4 separate regions of the Mus musculus genome follow, and regions 1, 2 and 4 are each linked to region 3. The links are chromatin loops, found by intact Hi-C in ENCODE. Cell type or tissue: heart. All regions are shown on one strand. Links, peaks and the distances in the headings refer to the core of each region. The heading gives the core; the rest is flanking DNA. Region 1 holds the start of Gsk3a (glycogen synthase kinase 3 alpha). Region 2 overlaps Dedd2 (death effector domain-containing DNA binding protein 2). Region 3 holds the start of Rps19 (ribosomal protein S19). Region 4 holds the start of Dedd2 (death effector domain-containing DNA binding protein 2).

Region 1 (7,213 bases), core at 1,536-6,535, 360 kb before region 3:
GGGCCCCAGGGGTGGCCTGGAGGGCTGCGGTCAAGCCTTATTCTGTATTGGGAATGGAGGGTGGGGTGGGACGTGAGGGGGCTGCTGGAGAATGTATTCAAAACAATAAAACTTTGGACCTTTGCATGTGGTAATTTATCCTAGGTGCTGGGCGCAGCCACAGTATCAACAGAGACTTGGCTTAATTCTGGACAGGTCTAGACACCTGCTTCCCATCTGTGGCCAGAAGGCCTGACTCCACCTGAACAGGTCAACTAGGCCTGGGGAGTTATTGGCCTACTTTGAGATGTCACAAGCCTCAGAGCTGATGATTAAGGTTTCTGGCTTTCCGTAGTCTTGTCTTTCCTTGACTGGTTCCTTATCATCCCATCTGCCTCTAGGACCCTTAACAAGGCCCTGCTGTTCCTGGTTCTCCTACCTGAATTGCTTTTGCCCTCCAGCTCTGACTGCTAAGCCACACCCCCATCGGTTCCCCAGGGAAGGAAGGGTCCCGTATTTTGAATCCTCCCCATCTTACTCCAATGTACTCGGAGGAGGCTTTAGTGGTCCACACCTGTAATCCCACCAGCACTTGAGGTAGGAAGTTCAAAGTTAAGGCCAGGACCATGTGAAAGGGAGGTGTGCGATGTTAGCCTTCTGCTTGGGATCCTTTGACCGGGAGGCCTGTAGTGTCCTGAAGTGCAGCCCTTGGGCTGGAGAGACGCTCGGCTCTGTGTTCAAGGGTGCTTCTGCTCTTCGGAGAACCTCCGTCTGTTGCAGAGTACCTCATGTGGGGTGGCTCGTGACAGCTCACAGCTTCAGTTCCAGGGGAGGCAGCTTCTGGCAACCACTCAGAATTGGCATAGAGTCACTCAGATATATGCATTAATAAAGATCTTTTTAAGAAATTTACACAGATGCATATGAATGTTTGGTCTATATGCATGTCCGTGCACCTGCATCCGAGATGGTGAGAAAGGGGCGTCAGATGCTCCGGAAGGACAGAAAGATAGTTGTGAACTGCCGTGTGGGTGCTAGGGACCGACCCTAGGTCATCTGCAAGAGCAGCAAGCTCTCTTAACCACCAAGCCGTCTTGCCAGCCCGAATAAATAAAACTATTTTTTTTTTTTTTTTTGGTTTTTCGAGACCCGGTTTCTCTGTATATCCCTGGCTGGCCTGGAGCTCACTTTGTAGACCAGGCTGACCTCGAACTCAGAGATCTGCCTGCCTCTGCCTCCTGAGTGCTGGGATTAAAGGCGTGCGCCACCACTGCTCTGCTTATAAAACCAAATCTTAAAGAAACCTTGGAAAGTAATCGGTCATCCTTGTCCCACCAGCTCACCTCCTGCACGCACCCCCCACCCCCAAGCAGATTTTAAGAGGGATTTGTTGACTGACCTGACCTGCTGTGTGCCAAGTGTTTAAGCATTTCAGTTTCTCCTTTCCTTTTTTTTTTTTTTTTTAATATTTTTTTTTCTGGGATGGTTTCTCTGTGTAGCCCTGGCTGTCCTGGAACTTCTGTTGAGCAGGCTGGCCTCCAACTCAGATCCACCTGCCTCTGCCTCCTGGGATTAAAAACCCTGTGCACTCTCGAACACAGACACACACACATCCCAGCTCAGGCCCCACCGCAGCACATTTTAGTTCTTTAAGCATTCAGCAACAAAGGGCTTCATTAAACTTGCCTGTAGACCTAGAATTGAGCTATTCGACAAAGTAGCGCTTAATCTAATGTCTTAACAACAGCTGGATTCTCCAGTGGAAAGCCAGTTGGAGTCCAGATCGAGGGATCTGGGGTCTTAGAATTTGGTTGATGAGGAGCCTATAGAGCTAAGAAACCAGGAGCTTTCAGTGCTGAGTCTTTGAGGAGATAAAACAATCAGGAAGAGGCCGGGCTCTGGGTGCTTTAGGATGCCGGCCCCACCTGGGCAGTGCAGGTGTGATGCCCTAGGCCCTGAAAGGGGAAAGGGGCTCCCTCAAGGCCATAGGTTGCTAAGAGATAAGAGTGGGAATTGAGAACTCTGGGCCTGTTGGACTGGCTTCACTATAAAACTCCACCTTGTGCAGCCCTGAGGGAGAAGGAACCTTGAACTGGCTACCCATCTCTGCACTTCTACTTCAGCATGTGTCAGTCAGCCCTGGAGTGAGTGGGCTCTCCAGCCTGATGCTGACCAGGACCGGGAAGACTGGCAGGAAACAGGCTCTTGTGGCAGCTTGTGGGCAACTGCTCCCTCTCCTGGGTGATGTAAGCCATTCCCTGGGGTGGGAACCACTGGGTTATTTCTGGAAGTTGGGATGAGACATATCTCCTGGCAACATAGATGCAGCTGAGTTGCTAGTGGGGTGATGCAGAAAGGCGGATGTTGTCATTGCAAGAAAGAAGCAGGACTGGCTAGTGGTCTCAGCAGCAACACTCAGAATCGTCTTTTTTTTTTTTTTTAAGGCAGGGTACCTCCGTGTAGCCCTGGCCATCATGGAATTCACACAAGGAGATCAGGCGGGCCTCCAACTCACAGAGATTTGCCTGCCCCTGCCTGCTGGGATCAAAGGCATGCACAGCCATTGCTGGGCCTTCAAAGCACTTCTAATCACATGGCTCCTAAGAGTTCAGCTTCAGATCCCCTCCAGAGGACAGGCCATGATCTAATCAAACTTGTTGTCCCAGATTCCGGTTGTGTGGGACGTCACAGGTGATTTTTGGCCTTAAGAACAGCAGCTCCTCCAGTCTCTAATCGCCCACCGGAATCCATTTAGAGGTCTGGAACATTTCCTGCAAAAAGATGCCCTGAACTTAGTGTGGTGGCACGTGTCTTTGCCCTCAGTACTGGGAAGTCTTAGTTGGATTGCTGCTAGTTTGAGTCTAGCCTTGTTACAAGGAACAAGACCCCATTTCTTCCTCCTCTCCCTCCTCCTCCTCGCTGCTGCTCTTCCATTTTGGTCATTTAGGACAGGGTTTCTCTATGTAGCCTTGGGACTCTATAGACCAACCTAGCTTTGAACTCAGAGATCTGCCTGCCTCTACCTCCTAAGTATTAGAACTAAAGGTGTGCACTAAGACCTTATTTCTTTTTTATTGTTGATGTGGTTTAAGAATATTTATTTTATGTACACCATAGCAGTCTTCAGACTCACCAGAAGAGGAAATAAGATCTCATTACAGATGGTAGTGAGCTACCATGTGGATGCTGGGAATTGAACTCAGGACCTCTGGAAGAGCAGAAGGTGCTCTTAACCACTGAGCCATCTCTCTAGCCCCTAAGACCCTATTTCAAAAGAGAACAGAGGGCTAGGGATGTAGCTCAGTTTGTAGAGTGCTTGCTTAGCACACACAATTCTCATCACCAGAAAACTGTCTTGGCAACACTAGTCTGTAACCCAAGCACAGTACAGGCAGGAAGATGTCTTCAGCTTCATAGTGAATTTGAGGGCACCCCGGGCTACATGCGACCCTGTCTCGAAAGAAACAAAAACAAGACATTTGTCCCTGAGATCTTTGCTTCCAACCAGAAAGTCCTCCATACACCTTTCACGACTTTTACAAATGAATTCATTCCAATTAAAATCCCATTTGTAATAGCCCTCCTCCAAAGTATCTCCATGGCTCTCGAGGCCAACGTCTCTTCCTTGTGTTTCTTAGCCATTCCTCATTCATGGCAGCCCAGAGGTTTTCCCTCACACCTTTCATAAGTTTCCCTTGAGAGTTCTCTATAATTCCCCAAACAATTGTTTTACATTGCTTATATCAAAGTCTTTAATCTCTTCATGGACCCCCATCAACTCCTCCAAACATCTTTAGAACCTGCTTAGACACTTGGAAACATCTTACAGATCTTTGAATTTGCTCTCCAGTGCCGCACAGATCTCAATGCCAAGAACGGTCCCCTGGGCAGGTTCCACGAGTTCTGGCGGTTAAATAATGTGTTCTATCCTGCTACATAGCCTAGTGAGATTCTTTGATCCTATACCTAGGGGCTTGACTTCACTTTTCAACTGGGAGCAGCCGTCAGAGGGCGGCAGCCACCATGCGACTGTGTTACTCCAGAAACTCCCTCTACAGTCGAGCGTGAAGCGTCTGCAGGCTTTGCGAAGAGGGCGGAAGTACCCGTGCGTTGCCTTCTGGATAACGTAGTCTTTAGAAGCGCTAGCAGTACCTTCTGTCTCCATTCCGTGTCCACTGAGAATTGCAATAGGGAAATGACTGAGCAGACAGTACTGTAGGCTTCAGAAAAGCCCCAACAATTAGGACGAACACAGGCTGCGAGTAAAGTAGAGCACAGACTCCGTTTCTGAGGCACGAGAGCTGACAGCATTTTGACCTCTGTCTCTGCGCCCCCCCCCCAGCCCCCAGTTTCCTACTTTGGTGCGACTTTTCCCGGGTATTAATTGATTAACAGGAGACTCGACATACTCAAGAAAGCTGAAACTCCTTCGTGTAGTCGGCTCCCTTCATTCAGATTATCTAGAATCCTGTAATCTAGGAAGAGGATAGACGCAAAAAATTGGGGGTTCAGGACAGAAATTCTCTCTTTTTTTAAATCCTGCAGCTCATCTTCTTGGTCCTAACCATATTGCTAGGGAAAAAGGTAGACTATCGGAAAACAAATGTTCTGAGGCATAGTCGGGACTGTTTACTGTACTAAATCCGTTGAGAATGTAAGGAGACGTTATTCTCTTCTCTATATGTGGTTGCTTGGGACTACTTTTTCTAGCACTCACTTATCGGTTTAGGTCTTAGACCTAGGGATCAGAGAAGACATTGTAACACATTATAGTCTCCCTTGGGAACAATTGTCCTTAACCTTTCACCTACACTCTCAGCCACAGTACTCCCTTTGGACTACAGCTCCCACGAAGCCCCAGAGCCTAGCTTCACGAAGAGTCAGAGTCTACTGTGGATTATTCCCAGCATGCTTCTGGTTGCTGGTAGCTCTCATCAGCCTCGTCAATGGTGAGGCAATATTGAACTTCATTTCCCAGAAGACACCAGGCTCATTGAAGCGACGCGCATAACTCTTGGTGTCGACTACATTTCCCGGAAGGAACTGCGACGCTGCTAGCTGGCCTGAGAGAGCGCGATGCCTATTCTACTTCCTATCAGTTCCTTCCAGTTACAGTATCTACTTAAGGTTTGAGGAGCATCTGAGACTTCATTTCCTATAGTGCTTTATCAACCATTCTACACCTGCAATGCGGTGAGGGCGTGGTGATGACTCCATTTCCCAGTGTGCTTCACAGCCAGAGTACTAAGTATTCACGGGTGCGGACTCGATTTCCCAGAATGCACGCGGTGCAGGAAGTCACCGATGGCCCACAGATTGGGTGGGTGGCTGGACTCCATTTCCCGGCGTGCATCATTCTTGGATGCTGCTCAGTATTGGAGTGGCTAAGATTTCGTTTCTGAGATACTCTAAGGGACTTGCTTTTTCCTCTGTGTAGTGAGTGTGTGGCTCTGACTGTGTTTTTCAAAGTGCTTCCAAGTTAGCTTTTGGCAGAGTCGGGTGACATTAGCCAGGACTCTATTTCCCGGTGTGCAGCGCGAGCCGTCACACCCCGCCCCCAGCAGTCAGCTACTCTGAGGGTTTGAGAACTCCATTTCCCAGAGTGCTGTGCGGGTCGAGGGTGGTGACAACGAAGCCGACGGCAGAGGGACTTCATCTCCCGGCGTGCCCCGCGGCGGGCGCTGGGCCGGAGCCGGAGCCCGAACGGCGCGGCCTGGAAGAGGCCGGAGCCCAGGGGAGGCGGCGGCAGAGGCAGCGGCGGGGGCAGCCCAGGCAGCCCGAGCCCCGCGGCCTGGGCCTGCGCTCGGCGCCATGAGCGGCGGCGGGCCTTCGGGAGGCGGCCCTGGGGGCTCGGGCCGGGCGCGGACCAGCTCGTTCGCGGAGCCAGGAGGCGGAGGCGGAGGTGGTGGCGGCGGCCCCGGGGGCTCGGCCTCTGGCCCAGGAGGCACTGGCGGCGGGAAAGCGTCAGTCGGGGCTATGGGTGGGGGCGTGGGAGCCTCGAGCTCCGGGGGTGGCCCCAGCGGCAGCGGCGGAGGAGGCAGCGGTGGCCCCGGCGCGGGCACTAGCTTCCCGCCGCCGGGAGTGAAGCTGGGCCGTGAGTACTTAGGGGCGCCCTGTGGGGTGGTGATCTGGGTTTCCCAAGCGCATCAAACGGCAACCAGATTCTTTCATGTACCCAGAGAGAAGCTCGAGGTCACCGTGCTGCTTTAAGCCAGGATCGGAGCTTTCTGTCTCCGAGATAAAGGAGTTTGAGGGTTTACCATCACTTGGAGTTTAGATTCAGAATTACCAACACCCAAGAAACAGAGGTCACAGGTCCTATTCTTCCAGTTATCAAGGTCTCGAGTACTTGACGACGTTGCCATCCACAGGAGACTAGGATCAGAGGTCATAGTTACTTGCCAATTTGATCTAGGATTGTTGTCCCCTAAGAGACAAGAATATGATTTCTGTCACTATCCTGTATGAAAAGGGGGCTATTCGTTTCCTTCCCATCAAAATTGGTGATTTGGATAGGATATCCTTTAGAAACACCGATTCAGAATTATTAATGTTTCCACAGAAAAGGGCCAGGTTTAAACCATACGGCCTGACATTATCACCTAACCCACTGAAAACGTTTAGACTTGTAGTCAGTCCTCGATGATGGCAGTAAATAATCACTATTGTTTATAGATAAGAATAGCTTGGGAATAAACACAGGCTTCTAAGAAAGCTCATTGTCAGTTTTCTTTTAAAACAAGGTGAGGGAGCAGGGTTCTTTAGCAAAAATGGAGTGGGGGGGCACAGGTCACACCTCTTATAAAATATGGTTTTGAAGTGGCTGGTACTGGCTCTGAAAAAATAAATAGCCATGTGGTAGTATTTTTCAAAATATCCCTCACTGTCCCCCTTGCAAATTGCCTTTGTTGGTAAGTTTCCTAAAGGGAGTGGGTCCCTAAGAGTGGCAACTAGGCTTGCTGCTACTCAGAGACAGGGAATTGGAAACCAAAGCTTTCCTTCAAAGGCATCAGGCTGGGATATGCCTTCAGCAGTTGTGGAGTTGAGCAGCTCCATTCTCAGGCTAGGTACTACTCTGGAGCACACAGAGGCCAGACCAGTGCCCATAACAATGTAGAGTAGTTGGTAAGAGTAACAGACCCCCAACCCTCCAGTCCTTATCCCCAAGTGAGGGCCAGGGCAATGGCTCTTCAGACCAGCTTGTTTCTGTTACTTAGGACCTCTGCCAGGAAGG
Region 2 (7,213 bases), core at 1,438-6,437, 330 kb before region 3:
GTCTTTTGGACCTGTGTGCCTCCCTGGTTTCCTGCTTTGTGCTTTAAGATGCTCCAGGATGTCCTGGACTCACCTTGCACCTGTCACCCCCAAAGTCATCTGCTTGTCAGGGAGTCTGGCTTCTGTTAGAGACCTCAATACTTAGACACCAAATATCCATTACTGGGTGTGTAGGACACCAACTTCTCTTGGCTGGATGGGAAATTGGATGCTTGCTCTTCAGAGAAAGTGCTAGGCCTACAGTCCCTTGGACACTCAAGACATTGAGGCTTTGTTTGTTTATTTTCAAGACAGGGTTTCTCTGTATAGCTCTGGCTGTCCTGGAACTCACTTTGTAGACCAGGCTGGCCTGGAACTCAGAAATCCGCCTGCCTCTGCCTCCCAAGTGCTGGGATTAAAGGGGTGCGCCACCACTGCCTGGCAAGGTTGAGGCTTTTTTGTTGTTGTTGTTTTGTTTTGTTTTGTTTTTGTTTTTCGAGACAGGGTTTCTCTGTATAGCCCTGATTGTCCTGGAACTCACTCTGTAGACAGGCTGGCCTCGAACTCAGAAATCCACCTGCTTCTGCCTCCCGAGTGCTGGGATTAAAGGCGTGCGCCACCACGCCCAGCAGAGGTTGAGGCTTTTAAGTTTACTCTTAAGTATGTGTATATTTGGGTTTATAGACTTAGGTGCTCATCCCCAGGGAATCCAGAAGAAGATGTCAGATCCCCCTTGCCCCCCCCCCAAAAAAAAAGGTTAAGTTACTCATGGTTGGAGCCACCTCAGGAGGGCATGCTGGGAATTGAACTCAGGTTTGGCTCAAGAGCTATGTACAGGCTAACTGCTGAGCCATAGCCTGCACCCCTGACTGTTTACTGTTACAGTGAGAGTCTTGGCCGTTGGTTCTGAGATAGATTTACTTCCTTTGTTTTACCGCAGTAGTGAGGCAACACCACATTTTATCTGTAGAGGCTCGTTTGTTCCTAATGTATTCTTTCAGGGTTTGCAACAGAAGTGACATGTAAGGAGTGTTCAAGAGTGTTTTGATTTCTCTCCTACACTGTTGCAAACTGTGTTACAGTTTTTCTTCCAGTTTTTGTAAATTTTTCCAGTTCTGCTTTCCTTTAAAATCTGACTACTGGTGTATGTGTGTATGTGTGTGTGAGTATGTGTGTGTGTGTGTAAGAAACTTTGAGACAGGGTTTTACAAGGTGGCTTGGGCTTGCCTGAAACTCACTATGTAGACCACACTTGCCTTGAACGCACAGACATCCACCTGCCTCTGCCTCAAATGCTGAGATTAAAGATGTGCGCCAGCCACTAGTATGTGCTTGTTCTTGTTCTTTGCTTAAATCCAGCCGAGTTTGCAGCCACACTGTTCTGAGGCAGTGCTTCTCAGCCTTCCTACTACTTCCACCCTTTCATAGGATTCCTCCTGCTGTAGTAACCTCACACCATAAAACTTGCAACTTTGTAGCTAGTGTTGCTGCTGTTATGGATCTTAATGTGGAATCTGTGTTTCCAGGTGGTCTTCTGTGACCCCTAGCTAGGAAAGGGTGGTCTGACATCTGATGGTTGAGAACCCTTGTTCTAAGGTACCTGCCCTACTTCCTTCACCAGAATCCTGGTGGTACCAATCATGTGGGCCAAGTTCATTGTGCCCTTTGATTTTATCCTTCGTTTATGCTGCGAAGTGTATAAAACAGTTAAGTGACTGAAAGGCAAAACTGCAAGCATGTGTGTGAGAGTGTGTGTGTGTGTGTGTGTGTGTGTGTGTGTGTGTGTTGTATAAGAAACTTTGAGACAGGGTTTTACAAGGTGGCTTGGGCTTGCCTGAAACTCACTGTGTAAGCAGCCAGTTTTCGTTCTTTCTAATGTGTCCTTTCAGGGCTTCCAGCAAAAGTAAAAAATGGCTGGAGAGGAGAGTTCAGGTTCTCTCTCTCTTAGGCAAAGTGTTACAAACTGTACACTTAATTTGTCTCCAAGGCTCTTCTGTATTTCAGTTCTAAGACAAGGTTGCTGTGTAGAGCAGCCTGGCCTGTGGTTGCTTGCTTCTCACTCCCCTTAGCCTCCTGAGTATAGAGATGCAGACATTTAGGGACTATGCCTGGCTCCTGCTTTGTGTTACTGGGTTCAACAATTTACCATGGATATCATTCCTCCTTGAGAGATTGTTGCATTGTTTTTTGTTTGTTTGTTTGTTTGGTTGGTTGGTTGGTTGGTTTTTCGAGACAGGGTTTCTCTGTGTAGCCCTGGCTTTCCTGGAACTCACTTTGTAGACCAGGCTGGCCTCGAACTCAGAAATCTGCCTGCCTCTGCCTCCCGAGTGCTGGGATTAAAGGCATGCACCACTATGTCCAGCTAGACTGTTGCACTCTTATTTTGTTGATTTTTGTCTTTAAAGTACAAAGCAAAACACCGGTTTGTGTGTACAGAGCTGTGGTGCATCCCAGAGATCAAATGCAGGTCCTTAGGCCTAGTAGTAAGTACCTTTACCCACTGAGCCAGTGCGCATGTGCGTGCGCATGTGCGTGTGTATAAGAGAGAGGGGGAGAGGTTGAGCCATGTTAGATAATATACCACTGAGTTATATCCTCAGCCTCTATTTTGGGGGTGGGATGGCGATAAGCAGTTAAGGCAGGATCTCTTAGAGCTGGTCTGGCCTTGAACTCCTTATCGTCCTGCCTGTACCCCAAGTGCTGAAGTTACAGGTGTGTGCCACCATACCCTGGTTGTGGTGGTTCTAGATGGCAGTTGTCAAGCCTGTCTCCTGTTGTGAATGTGTTGGCAGTCTCTAGGGTCAGACCTGCAAGGGTGTACTGTATGGTGGTGCATGCACCCCTCTTTTAGAAGGTCCCCCCAAAGGCTCACTGCACTAAGACCTCCTCCTTCTGAGCACCCCACCTTGGCATTCCTTCCTGGTCCTAAGCTGCTGCTTCTTTGTCTTCTAGGCTCCCCACCAACCAAGCGGCAGCGGCGGAGTCGGGGCCGCCCTAGCAGTGGTGCCCGGCAGCGGCGGAGAGCAGGCCTTGCAGCCTCGCAGCAGCACCAGCAGCACCAGGAGTTGGGCAGGCCCTCCTCAGAAGGCAAGGTGACCTGTGGTAAGTACCCATGGGCCTTGAGAACGCTGTAAAGTGCCTATGGTGGGCCCCGGGGCTGGAGGGTGAGCCATGCCACATTCATCTGGGGTGTGGAAGACCAGGCTGGCCTTGAATTTACAGAGTTCCACCTGCCTTTGCTCCCAAAGTGCTGAGATTTAAAGGCGAGCGCCTCTCTCTCTCTCTCTCCCTCTCTCTCTCTCTCTCTCTCTCTCTCACTCTTGCTCTCTCTTGTCTTCAGCTTTGGCATTTAAAGAGACTGCCTGGCCTTGGGCAGGTGACAGAGGTGGGGCTTGGGGGTCAGGTTCCTGCATCTGTACAGTAAGATGCCAGTGGTCCTGCCTAGAGCTGCTGTCAGAAGAGACAGTCACCCACATAATCCTCTTGGGACACTGCCTGGCCGGGACATGTGCCGAGTGAGGTCTGTGTCAGGGAAGCCCTGTCACTGTAGAGCTGACTTCGCAGTTGGGTGATAATCCATTGGAGCTGAGATTGCTGAGACCAAATGGGTGCTGCCAAGGGCCAGGTGGAGAAGCCAGCCAGACCATAACAGGAGGCTGGGCAGCTGCAACATGAATGGAGTGTGGGTTTCTCTCTGTGCTTCTAGTTTCTTTCGTGTGTGTGTGTGTGTGTGTGTTGGTACAGGTTTTTATTATGTGACCCAGCTTGCCTGGTACTCAATATATAATCCCCAAGCTGGCCTTGACCTTGGAATCCTCTTGCCTCAACCTCCCTAGAGGTAGATTATGTAGACATGTAACCAACATCCTTGTCTCCGGACCAGTCTTTGCCCATGGGATATTCCACTGTGGTCTGGAGGTGTGCTAGGGGATTGGGTATGACAGCCATTTCTGGTCCTTCTATCTCTGAGCTAGATAGACTCAGGGACCCAAAGAAACTCAGATATGGTCTCAGACTCCAGAGTATCTAGGCTGTGGGAACTTGGATAAGAGGCATGGTAGCCAGGCTGACTTGACACAGAGCCAGTGGGGTGCAGGGAATGCTGCAGAGGAGCTGGGCAGGTGGTCCCCCCATGACCTCAGTGTAGAGTGTCCAGTGGAGTCAGGTGCTAGAATGAGAGGCTTTGCCAGTGGGGACAGGGAGATACAGGGAGATATGGCAGGAGCGACCTCCGACTGTGTTCTGGGGCTGCAGAGCCCTAGAATGGCCCGCTTACCATTTCTATCCTTTAACTTTTTCTTTCTGAGCATCTCTTTATCGGGCACTGCAGGCATCGAGGACACAGTGAGACCAGGTAGGGAAGTCCTTGGCCTTCAGGAGTTTTCATGATAGTGTGGGAAGTAAAGAACTCACAGTACCGAGGTGTCATGTCATCTCAGCTGCCACAAAGCCTGGTGGGCCTGCAGGGACATCCTGATGGAGGTGTCACACCAAGTGATGCCAGCGGGAAGCTGCGGAGGCCTCAGTGGCATACGGTCAGCTGAGCAGCTGGCACAGGTTAGGAGACAGAGATGGGGTAGAAGGAAGTGCTGGGTTCTTCTGAATCTATAGGATGTACAAGCCGGAGGCCTTGGCCTGGGTGGTGCCTCCTCTTCCCCTGTGCAGAGCAAGCATAATTTGCATACACCCACCCCTCCCATTGCCCATGTGGCCTTTCAGGCAGTGGGTGTTGGCCTGTTTCAGAGATGAGGTGGCAGATACCTGTGCTCGGTACTGCCAGGAGCACAGCAGCATAGGCAGCCCATGTCCTCACAAGGCGCTGCTGGCTTGAGGGGGTGGCTGCCCGGAGCTGGGAGTCAGGTAATTAATTGCCAGTCATCTGGCTGACTGGGTAAGTTAGGGAGTCACTGCCCTGAGGGTCTGGGCAGACTGTGGAACATCCAGGCTTCAAGTGTCTTCCCTGAGGCCTGGAGGTTGTTAGTCAAGGTGTGGCTGGGACTTGAAGGACCATGAACTGCCAGTCTGACTGCTGAGTCACCTGGCAGGGTGTGGTTGGCTTAGGTTCTCCCTGCTTGGGCCCTAATTTTCCCTTCAGAAAAGTAGTGATGACTTTAACAAGGCAGTGATCCTTCCTGGGCTGACAAAGGAAGGACAGGGCTACTCTTGCTCCTACAAACCCAACAGGCTTGACCCCATTGAGAGGCAAATATAAACTATGAAGTCCTTGAGGGTAGAGGGGGTAGTTGGGGGCACTAGGTTTGGACATAGGCCCCTGAGTCCATACACCTCAGGGCTATCCAGTGGACAGTGCTGGGCCGCTCATTCTCAAGACAGCTATTGACGTAGTGCCTGCGTTCACCGCTGTGTGAGTGTGTTGAAGGGCAAGGGGAGGAAGCCCCTAGTACCAGAGCTGGCAGGAAGCTGCCTTGTTCCCTCTGTCTCCAGAGAGCTTGCAGAGGCCTCTGTTCTCCCTGAGCTGTTTCTGGTGAGAGGAAAGCCAAGTCGGAGGTGTCAGATGGGGCAGGGAGCATCTCAGCGGAGCTCACAGGAGCAAAAAGCCTGAGTGCACATCACCCTGAGTGATCCCCAGGGGCACAGAGGCCATGAGGGTTTGTTTGGTGGAGTGACGATGGGAGAAGACCGCTAAGGGGGCCAGGCAAGAACAGGGTCTTGGCGTGGGGCTCTGGCTACTGTGAAATTTGCTCTGTAGGCTAGATTGGTCTTAAGCTTCTGGTGATCCTCCTGCCTCTGCCTCCTAAGGGTTGGAATGTGGTCTGGCTCCATATCATTTCATGTGTGCAGCAGGGAGACTGGAGGGGGCTTTTCTGAGAACAGTGCCTCATGTGGCCCGCCTAGAACTTGATCCATAGCCAAGGCTGCACTTGAACTTCTGACTCGACTGGCTTTGTCTTCAAGCATGTTGTGCTACCATGCCCATGTTACAACTTTGTAATGAAAAATATACAAGAGCAGAAGGAATGCCCTCATAACCCCCAGGCCCTTTGATTTCAGTTATCCATGGTAACTGACCTCTTCTCCGTGCACCGTGATGTCATCTCTGTGCGCCGTGTTGTCCTGCAGTTATCCCAGTTGTCTTATTACTTACTAAACAGATAGAAGCAATGTCCCTTTTAAAAAAGTTTTTAGACAGGATGGCACACTATATCTCAGGCTGGACTTGAACTTGTAGTAATCCTCCTGCCTCAGCTTCCTATATGTTAGGATTGCAGGCAGATGTCAGCACTCTGCCCATTGACGTTTTCAGGCTCTTTTCCTGGCTCACAGTGGTTCCTTAATCAGGAGGCAGTAGTCACTAACCTCTCTCTGAAGCTTGGTGGCAGCCTCTCCTGTCAGGCTGGCACAGAGCCAGGCAACTGGAGCGGGAGCCTACTGTCCACTCCAGGTGGGCATTTACTCCAGGCTAGCCCTTACTGTGGTGTATATTTCCACGGAGGCTACTTGGGCTGGGCACTTCAGTGCTGTGAGAGTTAGATCTTTGTCCTCAGCACACCCACCCAGGAATGCAAGGGAGGTTCGTTCCAGGGCTCTCAGAGACAGTTGGTAGGCAGCTATGCTTACCACTATACCACCAATGCGAGACTCCAGCTGGAACCTGCTCCCTCCATCAACCTGGTGCTTGCTTGAGAAGACGCTCTCTCTTCTGCATCTTTTTCTGCCCCCAAATGAGAAGGGAACAAGGCGGTGCTCAGGCCCATGTGTGTAGGAATCAGACACAGCTTCCCAACTTTAGGAAGGCAGAGCCTGTTGGGTAGCTGTCCCCAGCATTACCAAAACAGAGTTGTAGGCAGCCTGAGCCAGGCCTGCCCTTCTCTCCGCCTGTCACTTTCTCATGAGTGTCTTGCCCTTGCTCCTGCCTACTTAGTGCTCTCACCCAGCCCCTGTGGTGGTCATCCCTGAGCCAGGGGTCCTTGTCCCCACATGACTCATGCTTAGGGCCCCGGTGCTCACCTTGGTCTCTTTAGGGCAGTGCTGCTAGGACACCACGGGGTTATGGAGAGGTGTGGTTACCTCCAGATGTCCACAGTAGGGGCTTAGCTGTTAAATGAGACCAGACCTCCCAACCCTGCTGTCAGTGACCTTCCCCACAGCTGGTGATGGCCCTAAGCTCTTTTCTCTCTGGCAGACACACCACCCTTCCCATGTCTCTGGTCTTCCTGGCTAATCCAGTGTCTACCTCACACTTCACTTCAAGTGCCATTTTCTAGAACGGAAC
Region 3 (7,213 bases), core at 1,185-6,184:
TCTCTGTTCATTTTGCTTTAATTTTTAAAAAACCCACAGCCCGTATCAGTGTCAGGATTAACAGCCATTTCCAACCTTTTTGCAAGGTGACATCACCAACAACCCCAATCTTAAAGGCCCACTCAAATGCTCTATACCTCTCTGCTCTTCCTCAGGGTGGGGAACCTTGGTCTCACTAGGCTGCCTGGACACAGTGGGTGCTTGAATCTCAGCACATCACCAAAGAACTAGCCAACTGCAAGCACAGCGGACAAACGGAGGGAATCACAACAAGGCTAAAAGCTTCTGCAATGGGGATTCTAGCCGTCCTTTCCAGCACCACATAAAAATCATCTCGTGGGAAACCACCTGCCAACTAATTACAAGGCATGGGCCTGCCATTCCAGAGCTTGTGTGCACTCCTTTTGACTGAATAAAGAACTATTTAGAGGCTGTAAGCAGCAAGACAGCCTATTTCTTTTTATTCTCCTCTTCAACAAGACCTGGCTCTGGCACATTTTAAAGGCACAACTTTAGATAAAGCCCCAGAATTGCTGCTCAGGAGGGGCTGGCACCTTGGATTTGAACTTACTTGCGAAGACCAAGGTTTCATGAAGCACTGCAGCCTAACAACAACAGAAGAAACTTGTGCTAAGAGCAGGGTGGGGACCCCACCCTGACCACCCCGTCTTTAAGTGTGGGATGAAAAACCTTGTATGTTTCCCTCCCCAATGCCTTCATGTTAAACTTCTGTGGAAAAATCTATTCTCCCAGCCCTAACTCACCCTCCCTTTGGTTCTCCAACGGAAGTGGTCCCCTACAAATGTCACTCTCCCAACAAGCCCCCTGGTCCTAACACAGGAGGCCCATGGAGCCTTTTCTCAGGACCTAAAACATGAGCCTGTTTCCCCACTGCACTCCAGCCCCAAAAGCAAGTGACAGAACAAGCCAGCTCATTATCCAGACAAAACTACAAACATAGTCTGAAAACTAACTTTGAACAGAACTAGCCTATCTTCGAAGAAAGTAATGCCACCTCTGTACCCCCCTTTTCAGTGTTATGACAAACGGCTACAATTTGGTAAGAGCCTGAGCTTTTTGATCAAACCAGACAGGAACCCATTAGACCCCAGAATGCTGGGGTCTTCCTGTAGCTCAGCCCAGCCCCCTCAGCATTGCCTTGGTCTCTCAAATTCTGGGAATACAAGCTCACACCAGCAGGTCTGGCCCCAAACTGCTTCTGCTCCAGAAGTGCTGGAATCAAAGGCAAAAGGCACCTGGCTCGATTCCATTTCTTGCTAACCCCATCCTGCTTGGGACACAGCTCAGTGTCTGGCGGGCCCTGGATATGGCAGCCTCCCCCCACAGCAGCTGTGGAAACTAGACAACCAACCCTGTCCACAGCAAGTACACCACTCTACCCAGAGAAACCCAACAGTCTTCCTCTCGCAACTCCACAGCCGCCCTAACCTACCACCTGAAGCACTGTCAACACCACTGCACGCTTGCTTCCAAGAGGGGGTGTGAGGTGCACACCTCAGCTAGGCCTCACCACCCTTCCCTACATCACCCTCCTTAAAAACGTGCTGGCAGGTGGAAGCACCGACCTTTTCCCACACTGTGGAATTGACCTTTTGGTTTTCAGAGGCTGTGTTGAGTCATGGTGGTCCCTGTGCCCATGCCAAAGCCTGAAACAAAGTGGATCCCGTGGACATTTAATATTAACTTATAAACTGCTTCACGGTCTTAAGCGAAGAGGAACTTACTTCCCACGACCAGGGGAATTCTCAGGCAGGGCCCCCCCCTAGCAAAGGCCTGGCCATGAACTGCAACCCTGGCACTACCCAGCAGAAAGAATCCTGCTCCCCTAAAGACTAGAGACAACAGGATGCACAAAGCACCCAGGCAGGATCCAGAGAGACCAGAGGGGCACCCCAAAGTTTTCTTTGGGCACCAGATCTGTAAGTTTCCTTTATAACAGGAGTGGCACTCCCGACCACTCAACCAAACAGGAGTTGACAGTTGTTCAAATCTAAATGCTATAACCGTGGACACAGAAAGCTGTTAAGACTCTCAAGTAAGCAAAATATGGACACTCATTTGCCCTCAGATTTCCTTTCTAGTTTAAAGCTACAGCTATTCAATAATGAGGTCTGTCTCCTGGTGTAGATGGGAGGGGAAGACAGGGTCCCTGCCTGGGGTCGCCCAGGTTCCCACTCCCAGCCAAAGCCTCAGTTCTTACCAGCTCGTGTGTAGAACCAGTTCTCATCATATGGGGCAAGCTCTTTATGTTTGGCCAGCTTGACTGTGTCCACCCATTCGGGGACTTTCAGCTTCCCGGACCTAGAACCAAGAGAATTGAGAAAAAGCACACTTCAAAAATTTCCAAAGATGACTTCAGATCTACTAACCTTTAGCAAGTTAACAAGGTTGGGGGAAAAAAAAAGCAAGAACGAACAGGTTAAAAAGGAAGCATGGTCACCGTAGGCCCAATTCAGAAAAGACCCCCAGCAAGTGGCCAGAGGGATTAATGACACATTGGGGTCACAGCGCACAGGGGTCAGGCCTCAGTTCCAACAAACACTTACTTTTTGAGGAAGGCTGCCAGAGCTCTGACGAACTCCTGCTGGTTAACGTCTTTTACAGTAACTCCGGGCATCTGAGGAAGGGACAAGCATGCCGAGGTCAGGCTTGGTGCAAACCCCTGACGTGGGTCCAGGTCAACACCAACCCTGCTCGTCGCCAGTCCACCCCAAAGCCTCAGCATCCACCCAGCCTCATGTCCCTGCAACTCGGCTCCTGCAGGTCCAACAGAGTTGCCGGGTGCACACGCCACGCGGATCGCAGCACCGCGGCGTGGTGACCGCGTGGGAGAGCCCTCCACACCCCGCTCCCTCAAGCCCACGTTCCGGGCGTCCCACTCACCCCTCCGCTGCCCACCTAACCCTCCGGGCTCCCGGATTGCGGCGATCAGGCATGTCCGGGCCTGCCGCTCGCACGTGGCCGCGGCTCCAGAGGGCGGAGCGACCCCGCGCCGGGCTTCCCGCGGTCCCGGCACGAGCTCTTGGGGCCAGAAAGCCCGGCCCCGTGGCCCCGCGCACAGCCGCGACCCAGAGCCCTCACTCACCGTGCGGCCTCCGCGCTGCCAGCCAGGGGAAAGGGAACGACGGGGTTTCCCGGGCGCACAAGTCGGGCGTCGAGTCTCGCGAGATTTCGGAGTGCTCGCGAGAGCGGCTAAACCAGAGGGCTCCGCCTTTCTGAGGGCGAATATGGCTTCATCTCCACCCAAAATGGGCGGGTCTGTAAGAGGAAGGGGTGGAGAAGCCAAGAGAAGGGACTCGGGAGGAGGATAAGGGATCTGGTTCCTCTTTCCGTTTCCTTGGGCGTGACCGGAGCGAGCTGGGGGAGTCGGCCTTCATTTGAGCCTTGTGTGTCTGGCGGGAACAAGGAGGCGGAAACTTTTGAGGGCGGAAGTGCGGGCGAAGTTGAGCGCGCACGAAAGGAAGGCGGGATTCAGCGCAAGACCCTGCTTCCTGGCCGGAAATGGGAATAGTTACGGGCGGAACCGTGACAGGCAATCCAGGGAAAAGGCACTATGACATGTGGCCACCACCACCTTTTGTGCTAGCATTAGCATTCGCGAGACCAAGAGATACACGGAAGCCCCACCCTTCTTTGGGCGGAAGTTGCTTCAGCTCCATTGACGCTCGCGGAGAGGAAAGAAGGCGTTGGGAGCGGGGAGGAGATTAGGGCGGGGACAAAGGGGTAGAGGCGGGCCCTTGGTGGAGGTTCAGCTCCGCCATCTAGTGCCGGAGTCTGGTTGTTCAGACCGTTAGTCTCCTCGTTTGCCTCTTCTGAGTCATCCAAGCTGACCTGTGCAACTTTATTATATCTGTACCTACCCACCCACCTACCTGCCTATCGTTTGTTGTTTTGAGACAGGATTATCATTAATTTATTTAGCCAAGACTGGCCTGGGACTTTTTATCTAAGGCTGGCTTTGAACTCATGATCCCCCAGCTTAATGCTACGGGAGTGTGTCACTACGCCAGGCTCTCAGTACCTCCCACTCCCACCCCGCAGCGCAGCGCATAAAATATTTGAGGTTGTGTTGCATCCAGACAAATATTATTTAAGATAGAAAAGAGAGGAGGGGCCGGGCGTGGTGGCGCACGCCTTTAATCCCAGCACTCAGGAGGCAGAGGCAGGCGGATTTCTGAGTTCGAGGCCAGCCTGGTCTACAGAGTGAGTTCCAGGACAGTCAGGGCTACACAGAGAAACCCTGTCTCGACCCCCCCCCCCCCAAAAAAAAAAAAGAAACGAGGGGCATTGTGATGGTTCGCTCACTAGGTAGAAGTTCTCCCATACGAGCCTGATTGACCTGATACGATTCTTTGAACCCATCACGGTATAAGAACTAACTACAGAGTTTTGTCCTCTGACTGCCACAGGTGCGTCTCAGAGAAGGGTGTATGTTCACATATCGCACCCTCTTTATACACATACTAAGACTTAAAATTAGAAAAAAATATTAAAAAGAAATGAATTATCAATACATAAGTGAAAAGTTAAGCCAGTTTGAGGGGCCGGAGAGACAGATGGCTCAGCAATTTCAGAAAATCTGACTTCAGTTCCAAACACCTACACTGGAGGGTCACAGTAGCTTGTACTTTCATCTCCAGAGGATGACATGTCCTCTTCTGGCTTCCTCGGGCACGTGCACTCATGTATGTACATATGCAGACACATACACACAAAAGTAAATTTAAAAAAACCTTAAACACTTAAATGGCCTGGGCATAGTGATGCACACCTACGGTCCTAACACTCAGGAGACACAGGCAGGAGGATTACAGCAAATTCGAGGTCAGATTGGTTTACATAATGAGTTCTAAGGCAGCCAAACCAGAACAGCACCAATACAAAAACCATGTATGCGACCAGTAAAGTGCACTTCTGGGGATGTCTGTGAGTGTGAGGACGCTGACAGAATCAATGGATTCACAAATAGGATGCTGCTGGTGAGAGGCTGTGGGAGGTGGAAGATGGGCTTAGCTGGAGGAATGGTTAGAACTGGGAACTCTTCTTCTCTTGCCTGGGGTCTCTTATCTGTGTGGTAGTCCTAGCTCCTCAGCAGGACACACCCAGCATGACAGTGATTTGCTCAAGGACATGGGGCCATGTGGCAATAAACCAGTCCCTTTCCAAACTGAGACAAATGAATAAATCCTTGGGTTGTTTCTATCTGGCATTTGGTCATGGTGACACATGACACATGTTGTGTCAATGGGGATGAATCCTGTGGTAGATGCATGACTTTGGTGTAAGGTCGATAGAGACGCTATTCGAGGAGTTAATATGAAGAAACCTTTTTTTTCCCCATTACTTTCCAGGTCAGCACACACAGCAGTGGGTTCCACCATGGTATTTTCACGCATGTGTGTCTTTTTACACTGTGCCCGCTCATGTCCCCTTGACGCTCCTGCTGGTTCCCTTCCTCCAGCTAGTGAGTCCCTTCTATTTCTGTTCCTAGATTCCACTGCTCTACTTCCCACCTCCCTTAAGATCTCTTCCTCCCATTTTATGACCCCACTTTCTAACTTCATGATCCCTCTCCCCCATGTAAGTACAAAAGCATGATTTTAAATCTAGGTTCTGTACACACACTTTTTGTCTTTTTCAGTCTGGCCAATTTCATTTAACATAATCGTTTCTAGTTCTGTTCATTTTCCTGGAAATGTTATGACCTTGTTTCCTCCTCTTCTTCCTCCTCCTTTTCCTCCTCTTCCTTCTCTTCTTCTTGTTTTGTCTTAAGACAGGGTTTCTCTGTGTAGCCCTGGCTGTCCTGAAACTCACTCTGTAGGCCAGGCTGGCCTTGAACTCAGAAATCCACCTGCCTCTGCCACCTGAGTGCTGGGATTAAAGGCGTGTGCCACCACGCCTGGCCGAAACACTACTTTTTTGTAAAACTAAAAGTAAGCAGAATTAAAAAGAATGGCTTGAGGCAGGAAGCTGATATTACAGTGGCTGGACCTGAGTAGACTGAGTAGGAACACCGTTCCCAAGGCGCTGTAGAGAATGAGGTCGCTCATCATTTACTCGGAGTCCCCCAGAGAGACACTGCACAATAGGCCTGTCCTCTTTGAACAATTATTCTGGGGGTTGGGGACACAGCTTGACACTAGCCTGGCTTAGAGTGATCAAACTGGTACCTCTAAGGAACATAAAGGCCTAAAGAGCTTAACACAGGTACCAAGTTGGATAAAAGGACAGATCTTGCTTTGGGGAAAAGCTCCGGACCTCGTGAGGGTCTACATAGGGTACCGTCACTCTCTACAGAGCATGAACATAGCGTTGCACGGCTAGCTATCCAAGGAGATGGGTAAGTGTGAGCCTACAAGAGTCAGGACAGGAGTTGAGCGTAGCCTGGATGGAATAGGTGTTAGGAGGTCATTTTTCTGCCTGGACTCCAAGTGTGGTCAGAAGTGGGCCACGTTCCTGTAGGGCTGGAGTGACCAGAATGTGGATTTTTCAAAGGACAGAATGTAATATGTACTCTTGAAACAAAACTTGGGTTGTTGTGGGGAGGGGCAAGGAGGGCACTTCACGGTTGGAAACTTATTGGTTTTTTCTGTAGAGCATCAAGGCAGAAGCTTAGCAGCTCAACACTCAGATCAGGCGCCATCCTTTCCTGCTCTTTGGTGGCAGCCACAGGGAAGTGGCCAGTCGGGAAAGCAGTGTTCACAGTCCACTGGCTTCAAGAGGCCTCAGGGCTCCCCAGCATCAGATGAAGGGATCCACTCAGAGAGGTGTCAGTGTGGAAGCCAGAGCAGTGTGTGTGTGTGTGTGTGTGTGTGTGTGTGTGTGTGTGTGTGCATGCGCCACTGTGCCCAGTTTGGGGTAGAGTCTCTATTGTAACCCTGTATAGACCAGAACTGTATACAGTATAGAACTCTCTGTATAGACCTTGAAGTTATAGGGGTTCACCTGCTTCCTCCCAGAACTGGGGAGTGTTAGGATTAGAAGCTTGTGGCACCATACAAAGTTAAATTCCTCCCTGTTCTCAAAGCTGACCTCTGCGCCTTTACCACACTCCCTCAGGCACCCTTTGGGGGTCCACATGATTTGAAAATGACTTGGCTAGTTAATGGTGTGGAAAGCCTTGCTAGGTCTGGCTCGGAGACGAGGAGGGTCCCATAAAAGTGAGAAGTCCTCCTCTCTGCTTCCTCCCCTG
Region 4 (7,213 bases), core at 828-5,827, 340 kb before region 3:
TCCAGTGCCAAGAAAGGTGCCCAGCACACAGTAAATACACAGACTCATTCAGTGACGAGTTAAGGCTCCCTATAGACGATGTCCTGGGACCTTAACCATCTCTGTGCACACTACATGTCTACCCATTTTATGCATTTCCATGATACATAGCCCAGTACAAGGCCCTGTTATTAGTTGATGACCAATAAACCATTTGCAGATAAATGACTTGCTAAATGCTCAGGAACCAAACTTTCCTTATCTACCAATTCCAAATACCCCATTAAGTGCGCTCTGTTTTGAAGCATCTCATCTTGTAACCCTGGCCTATCTGGAACTCACTATGTAGGGCAGACTGGCCTCAAACTCACAGAAATCTACCAGCTTCTCCCTCCCCAGTGCTGACATTGAAAGCGGGTGCCACTACACCTGCCTGGCTCCTCATTAAGTCCGAACCAGTCCATAAAGGATTTTCTTAGAAACAATCAAATGGGCTGGGGGTGGGGGAGGTTAGCATTCTGCCTTAGTTACAGCCTCACTGCCAAGACAGAACTCCCCTGGCTTGGATCAGAGCATGCTACATGGCTTGTAGCAGGTAAGGAGCGGATGCCCAAACTTTACAAAGTATGGATGAGCTCATACACAGAAAAACATGGTGCACAGGACCCAATCCTATGTGCTCTCTGAATTTCATCCAACTCAATCCTTCCAAAACTCACTTAACTTGCACACAATCCTAATAACACTGTCCTTCTAGAAAGTAGCACAGGTATCCCGAAATGGACACTTTTCCGCCTGCATTCTTTTCCCTCCCAGTCCTACACCGTGTCAGGGGGTAGGTGGAATTCAGCTAATACCTCTGTATACGGAAAGGAGATCTAAGCACCTACACCAGGGGCCTGAAAGTTCAACTTTCCCGCTACACTGCTTTTTTCCCTCCTACCAGATTCCTCTTCTCTGCAGCGTGAGAGCCCCCTGCAGGGGTGGGGTGTGCAAGCGAGCTCAAGCTGAGGCCAGCACAAGCAGGGGATCCAACGACGCCTCTAGGGCACACAGGAAGGAGCTGTCGATCATCCCGCGCTGCTCCAGCCCCAAGCGCAGGCCCCAAGGCTCTCCGACCCTGAGCGTACCCTTCCCTCTTCCTCCACTCTCTCCTTACACCCAGCGCTCTCTTCCCCGCCCGCCCTGCGGCGCCCTCACCCATCTCTCTTACCTCCAAGCAGCCCCTGCCGCTCTTGACACAGACCCTCCACTCCAGTAGTGTAGGACCCTTCACTATCCACGCCTCCCATTGGGCGGTGCTCTCAGGAGAGGCAGCCAATCAGAGCTGGTAGCGCAGGGCACGCGCCCTCGCGCCTGCGTGTTGGGAGTCAGGCGGGGCTCCGCGAGTTTCTCCACGCAGACACCAGTGCCCTGGAGGCGGTGTCCGGGACCAGGAGAGGCGCCTGCGCAGTTCTCCGGGGCCGCTCCTTTCCTGCTGTTTGAAAATTCAGCGGAGAAAAGTGTGCATCCTTATAGAGCGAGGTCGCACAAATGAACGTGGCGGTGCGAGACTTTGACAGGTGTTATCTCGTAGCAGAAGAGACTGAGCGTTTCTGACAGCGTAACTAAAAAGCCAGACACACTTGTACTTTTCCTGCGCCGCCTCAGTTTTTGCTTACGTGCAAAGTGGACTGGAATCGCATCTCCTGAAAGGTTGTTGAAGGCATTGAATTTTGTCATACACATAAAAATGTTCGGCTCGGGGCCTGATACACCGTAGTACTCACTATAGCCCACCCATCATAGAAGCTTTACCGTTTATAAATAGCTTTCCCCTTCCTCCCATTCTTTGTCTGATTCAATGATATTCACACAGAGAGCCCATACCGTGGACTCCACTGCCATCCGTTTCACAGGTGGAAAAGCTAAGGCCCAGAAAAGGGAAACAAACAGCCAGCATTGAGCCAGAGCCTCCCGCCCCTTAGGGAGACAATTCCGGGGGTGGAAACCAGTCCTAGAAGAGACCTGTCTTAGGCACGTGCTGGCCCTGACCTTGAGTCACCTAAGTGGGGGAGGAGGAGCGACCGTCACGCTCAAGGCCTCGTGTAGGGGACATGAAGACACCCTAGCCTCCACTTCTGTGACAGGATTGCTCTCATAGGTGCAGGTTAGGAGGGGCATCTGGGTGGCTCCAAGACTCAAGAGGGCTCAGAAGCGATTGTACAAAGGCTGTTCTAACCGTGGGTGTGGTGTCTATGATAGGAGGTGCTGATGGACGTCTTCGGAATGTGCTGCACACAGGGGGTGGCAAGGTCTATTGAGATTTGGGAAGAGGTATCATTCTGCTGCTTGCGACTGGAGAATTTATAAATTGGGGCTGGGGAGCTGTATGAGCAAGAATTTCCATGTAGGATCTGAGACAGCAGAGTTGAGTTGTAGGTTTCTGGTTGCCACCAGAATGGGGCATACTGTATTACAAGTCCTGATTATGAGCCTTGAGCGCTCCAGGGAGTCGGGACCCTCGTGACTGGTTTACTTTGCGCTGACAGCTGTTGGCACTGGTCATGTGGGTGTCTAGGACGTGATCAGGAGGAAGAGGTAGTCTGTGGGATGAGTAATTCCACCAGGTCGTGTCATAGGATTCAGGGGACACACACCGAGCCTGAAACCACCATCAAGAGCAAGACACAGCGAGGTTTTGCTCTTGCGCAAGCGCAGCAAGGGAGAGTCCGGACGCTTGGGTTAGGGGCGGATCTGGAGTCCTGGAAGGGGTGGAGCTTGAGGTCTGATTCTGCGCTTGCGCTGTAGGGGCGTGGCGGTCGCACCTGCGCGAGTTGGGCGAAAGAGGAGGAGCGAGGTGACGCAGGCGTAATAATAGAGAAGGTGCCAGAAAGATCCAAAACAAGTGGCTGCGGCCGTCGCCCAGAAGTCATCGGACGCTGGAATCTGGTGAGGATAAGAGAGGCCTAAAGGTGACTGGTGAAGGGTAGCTGGAACCACTTGGGTGCTCGGGTGAGGGCAGGATCGATCGCCCTTTCAGGGAGGGGGGGTCGGATTCAGACAGTACCACCTGTGTGGCGCTCAGGGTTGTCTTGGTCGGTCCCACTTGCAGGGGGCCGAGGGTCACTTTTGAAAGGTATCACTTGAGTGGGATGTTGGAGCTAGCAGGAAGGTACTAGTGGACAGAACCCGAGGGCTATGACCGGACATTTGCCATCCGAAGTCACCGGGCAGTGGACAAGGTGCCCTGCAATGGGCCATGTAGCTCATTCGAGCTGGTCGTCTAGGTCAGTCGGTGGCAAGTTCGAAACGTACTACTCAGAAAAGGGCATCTGGGCTTGGTCCTCCCGACAGTGATGTGGACCGGTGGGGTCTAGCGTTCGACCTGTTACTATGGGATCTCGGGCGATACCATTCCTGTCCGTGGGAGGGAGAGAGGTTGAGACCGTTGAGGGTGTGGGGGGCGACTCTGCCCGGAGACACCTTGCGGGGCCCACGCTCTGGCCTCTGTGGGCTTTGAGCCACTGTGTCGCTGACCACGACCTCCTCCCCGCCGTGTGGGTTCTAGGCCCTGGTTCTGAGCTTGTTCCGCACCCCTCCCCTGGGAATGGCGTTGTCCGGGTCGACCCCGGCCCCGAGCTGGGAGGAGGATGAGTGTTTGGATTACTACGGCATGCTGTCGCTTCACCGTATGTTCGAGGTAGTGGGCGGGCAGCTGACCGAGTGCGAACTGGAGCTCCTGGCCTTCCTGCTGGATGAGGCCCCCGGCGCCCCCGGCGGCCTGGCCCGCGCCCGCAGCGGCCTGGAGCTGCTTCTGGAGCTGGAACGCCGCGGGCAGTGCGACGAGAGCAACCTGCGGCTGCTGAGCCAACTCCTGCGCGTGCTAGCCCGTCACGACCTCCTGCCACATCTGGCGCGCAAGCGGCGCCGGCCAGGTAGGGTTTGAATAGGAAGTTGCAGAAACACCTTGCTCCCTCTGGGCCCCTGTACTTCCCTGATAAGGATATACAGTCTCCCCTATTTCACAGCGAGAAACTCAACAGTGAGAGGGTATGGCTTAGGTAGAAGTGAGCTTGTGGGATTCGGCCATATCAGTAATGATTGTGGCCACTGTTTGTGGAACTTTTTATGCCAGGAAGAGACAAACCTTTCATAGGAAAGGTTTCATAGGCACTGTCACCTGACAGCCCTCCCCCGCCCCCAGGGAAAACAACAGGTTCAGAGACGCTGGGTACCTTGCAGCATGTGAGGCTACAGAGAAGTTACAGCCAAGATGCCAACTCCACGAAACTTGTATTAGTGGAGAAGTCAATTAATAGTAAATAAGGAACTTAGCTTTGGATATGGTCGTAGAGAGGGATAGAGTACCCCCAGAATGAGGAGAGGTAACAACAAAGGAATACTTTCCTAAGAAGGTGGCGTTTGAAATGGGGTGGGGGGCATGAAAATGTGTCACACGCAAAGTATATGTAGCAAGGATTCAAACCTGCCTGGCCTGTCTCCAGGGTTGAGGCCCTTGATTCTGGGGTACAAAGGGAGGAGCTAGGAGGGGAGGAGTCAGGTGCCAGGAGCCTGTAGGTGTGCTGTTGGGCTCTTTCTTGAGAGATACAGTGCAGAGGTTGGGAAGGGGGGAATTATGAGTTTTTCTGTCCCACAATAAGCCTGTGGGATTTGTGTAAGCAGAGGGGCACCTCTAGGAATAGGCTGTCTGCTTTTAGAAAAAATACTGTCTTGAGTGTCACCCTCAAGAAGCAGAGAGCCCTGCTTATATATCATGGGGCTCCAGAGTGAGCTGGAGATGGGGGCAAGTGCTATTACAGGGACCTGGGCTACTGAAAGAGGAACCCTGGCAGCTGGAGCTGTTGACACGGGTTGAACCGCCCCATGAGTACTCTGTCCTGGGAGGCCTTTGAACAACCTCTGGGCGGGAGGTGCTTGAGGAAGCGTGGGTATTTGGGTGTGACCTCTGAGCGGCTGGGTCAGGCATCCCGTGGCTGGGCACTCTTCCTAGGATGCGGGGCTGAGAGGTGAGGAAGCCGAGATAGCTTCTTCCATTCTCTTTCCCCAGTGTCCCCTGAGCGATACAGCTATGGCAATCCCAGCTCTTCTTCCAAGAGGACAGAGGACAGTTGCCGGCGTCGGCGACAGGCGAGCAGTTCTTCGGACTCTCCTCAGAGTCAGTGGGACACAGGTGAGTCTGTCCTGTGACTAATGTCCTACATCCTGGTCCATCAAGGAAATGGCCCGAAGGGTTTTGTATTTTGCGGTGTGCCTGTGTTTATTATTGCTATCGGAGGAAGGAAAAGCATGTGTCCTGAAGCAACAGGGTTGTGTCACAGGGACTCATTCAGATAGCATCAGGCTGCCTGTGACCCAGCAGTCATGGCTGGATATATTGCTAAGGCTTATTTTATGATGGATGCCTTTAACTTGTTAAATTATTGTATTCTAGTCAGTGTATACACACATGCACATCCCTATTTTTTTGTTTGTTTGTTTGTTTGTTTGTTTTTCAAAACAGGGTTTCTCTGTATAGCCCTGGCTGACCTGGAACTCACTCTGTAGACCAGGCTGGCCTTGAACTCAGAAATCCACCTGCCTCTGCCTTCTGAGTGCTGGGATTAAAGGCGTGTGCTGTCACTGCCCGGCCACATCCCTGAATTTTTTTTTATTTTTATTTTTTTATTTTTTTAAGAAAGAGCAGAAGGAAGGAAGGAGAGAGAGAGAGCGAGCACAATTTTTTTTTTTTTTTTTTTTTTTTTTTTTTGGTTTTTCAAGACAGGGTTTCTCTGTATAGCTCTGGCTGTCCTGGAACTCACTTTGTAGACCAGGCTGGCCTGGAACTCAGAAATCCGCCTGCCTGTGCCTCCCAAGTGCTGGGATTAAAGGCGTGCTTCACCACGCCCGGCTCGAGTGCAATTTTTTAAAAGATTTATTTTATATATATAAGTAAACTCAGGACCTCTGGAAGAGCAGTCAGTGCTCTTAACCGCTGAGCCATCTCTCCACCCCCTACCCCCCACCCCCTGATTTTTAATTATGTAAAACTTCAAACATTCAGAAAAGTTAAAAGACAGTACAGAGAGGTTGGAGAGATGGCTTGGTGGTTAAGGGCACTGGCTGCTCTTCCAGAGGTCAAGGGCTCATTTCCTAGCACCCACATGGCAATTCACAACTGTCTATATCTGTATGGGATCCAATTGCCTCTTCTGGTATGAAGACAGACATGCAAACAAAGCACCCATATACACAATATGAATAAATAAAGCTTAAAAAAAAGTACAGAGAATATCTTCACTTGGATTGAGGGATGACTAACATTCTATGGCGTGTGTGTGTGTGTGTGTGTGTGTGTGTGTGTGTGTGTAATTCTGAGGTTTTCATTGAGCACTTTGGAAGTATATTACAGATATCGTTAGACCTAGCTCTGAGTTAGACAGCATAATATGAGAAGATTTCTTCCTAAGAAAATGGATATTAGTTCTCTGATCTCTTCATAGTCCACTTTCCAGCCTCTTAAAATCTGTGAAGTCTCGGAGTCTGTTAATATTGTTTGATGTATATGCAGCTTAAAAATAATAGTTATTATTTTGAGGTAGAGTGTCATTCTGTAGCCCATGCTGTCCTGGAACCCACTTTGTACCCCAGACTCGCCTCTAACTAAAGCAGAGGTTCTCAACCTGTGGATTGAGACCTTTTCATAGGGGAGGCCTAAGACCATGGAAAACACAGACATTTGCATTATAATTCATAACAGTAGCAAATTACAGTTATAAAGTAGCAACTAAGCCGGGCAGTGGTGGCCTGCACATGCCTTTAACCCCAGCACTTGGGAGGCAGAGGCGGGCAGATTTCTGAGTTTGAGGCCAGCCTGGTCTACAGAGTGAGTTCCAGGACAGCCAGGGCTACACAGAGAAGCCCTTCCTCGAACCACCCCCTTCCCCCCAAAAAATGTAGCAACTAAAGTATTTCTATGGTTGGGGTCACCACAGCATGAGGAGCTGTATTAAAGGGTCTCAGCATTAGGAACGTTGAGAACCACTGACCTAGAGGTCATCCTCTTGACTTTCCCCTCTCCAGTACTGGAATTAGAGATGTGAGCCCCTGTGCCAACTGGCGTTCAGTATTTACCTCTGTAACCTCTGTAGAGTAGGAACTTTTTTTCTTGACAGACAGAGCCATCTTCCTCCCTCTCTCTGTGTGGGGCTGGACCTCCAGTATGCTGACTGCCTCTATACCACCAAACCACAAC

Evidence for each region. Peaks named below come from ENCODE experiments on the same cell type or tissue, not always from the same donor. Only the 100,000 strongest peaks of a DNase experiment are listed, where the experiment ranks them.
Region 1: it touches region 3 in a loop (2.5-fold over the local background); 2 of 42 quality-filtered maps call a loop at or near these places.
Region 2: it touches region 3 in a loop (2.3-fold over the local background); 2 of 42 quality-filtered maps call a loop at or near these places.
Region 4: it touches region 3 in a loop (4-fold over the local background); 2 of 42 quality-filtered maps call a loop at or near these places.

What each region holds. Positions count from the first base shown.
Region 1 is chr7:25,236,238-25,243,450 of GRCm38, reverse strand. Gsk3a (glycogen synthase kinase 3 alpha) reads left to right here and starts at 5,600. Exons shown (of 11, transcript NM_001031667.1): 1 at 5,600-6,073. The coding sequence starts at 5,791. Erf (Ets2 repressor factor) reads left to right here. Exons shown (of 4, transcript NM_010155.3): 4 at 1-891. In heart, for the core only: CTCF peaks have their summits at 2,215 and 4,043; DNase peaks (open chromatin) are centred at 4,050, 4,970, 5,090, 5,650 and 2 weaker places; H3K4me3 peaks cover 2,807 bases; H3K27ac peaks cover 3,580 bases.
Region 2 is chr7:25,207,017-25,214,229 of GRCm38, reverse strand. Dedd2 (death effector domain-containing DNA binding protein 2) reads left to right here. Exons shown (of 5, transcript NM_207677.3): 4 at 2,932-3,081. Among named protein-coding and RNA genes, the nearest start is that of Mir7048, 7.1 kb to the left of the region's middle. In heart, for the core only: no CTCF peak of the experiment used is centred there; a DNase peak (open chromatin) is centred at 3,471.
Region 3 is chr7:24,880,561-24,887,773 of GRCm38, reverse strand. It overlaps Rps19 (ribosomal protein S19), which reads right to left and starts at 3,182. Exons shown (of 6, transcript NM_001360119.1): 1 at 3,107-3,182; 2 at 2,568-2,638; 3 at 2,222-2,322. The coding sequence starts at 2,638. In heart, for the core only: a CTCF peak has its summit at 3,787 (motif pointing left); DNase peaks (open chromatin) are centred at 1,413, 3,513 and 3,633; H3K4me3 peaks cover 3,027 bases; H3K27ac peaks cover 2,984 bases.
Region 4 is chr7:25,215,484-25,222,696 of GRCm38, reverse strand. It overlaps Dedd2 (death effector domain-containing DNA binding protein 2), which reads left to right and starts at 2,838. Exons shown (of 5, transcript NM_207677.3): 1 at 2,838-2,933; 2 at 3,530-3,896; 3 at 5,030-5,152. The coding sequence starts at 3,569. Zfp526 (zinc finger protein 526) reads right to left here and starts at 1,272. Exons shown (of 3, transcript NM_175436.5): 1 at 1,193-1,272. Mir7048 (microRNA 7048) reads left to right here and starts at 4,972; the gene lies at 4,972-5,029. In heart, for the core only: a CTCF peak has its summit at 3,717; DNase peaks (open chromatin) are centred at 1,326, 2,026, 2,736, 3,526 and 1 weaker place; H3K4me3 peaks cover 4,137 bases; H3K27ac peaks cover 3,352 bases.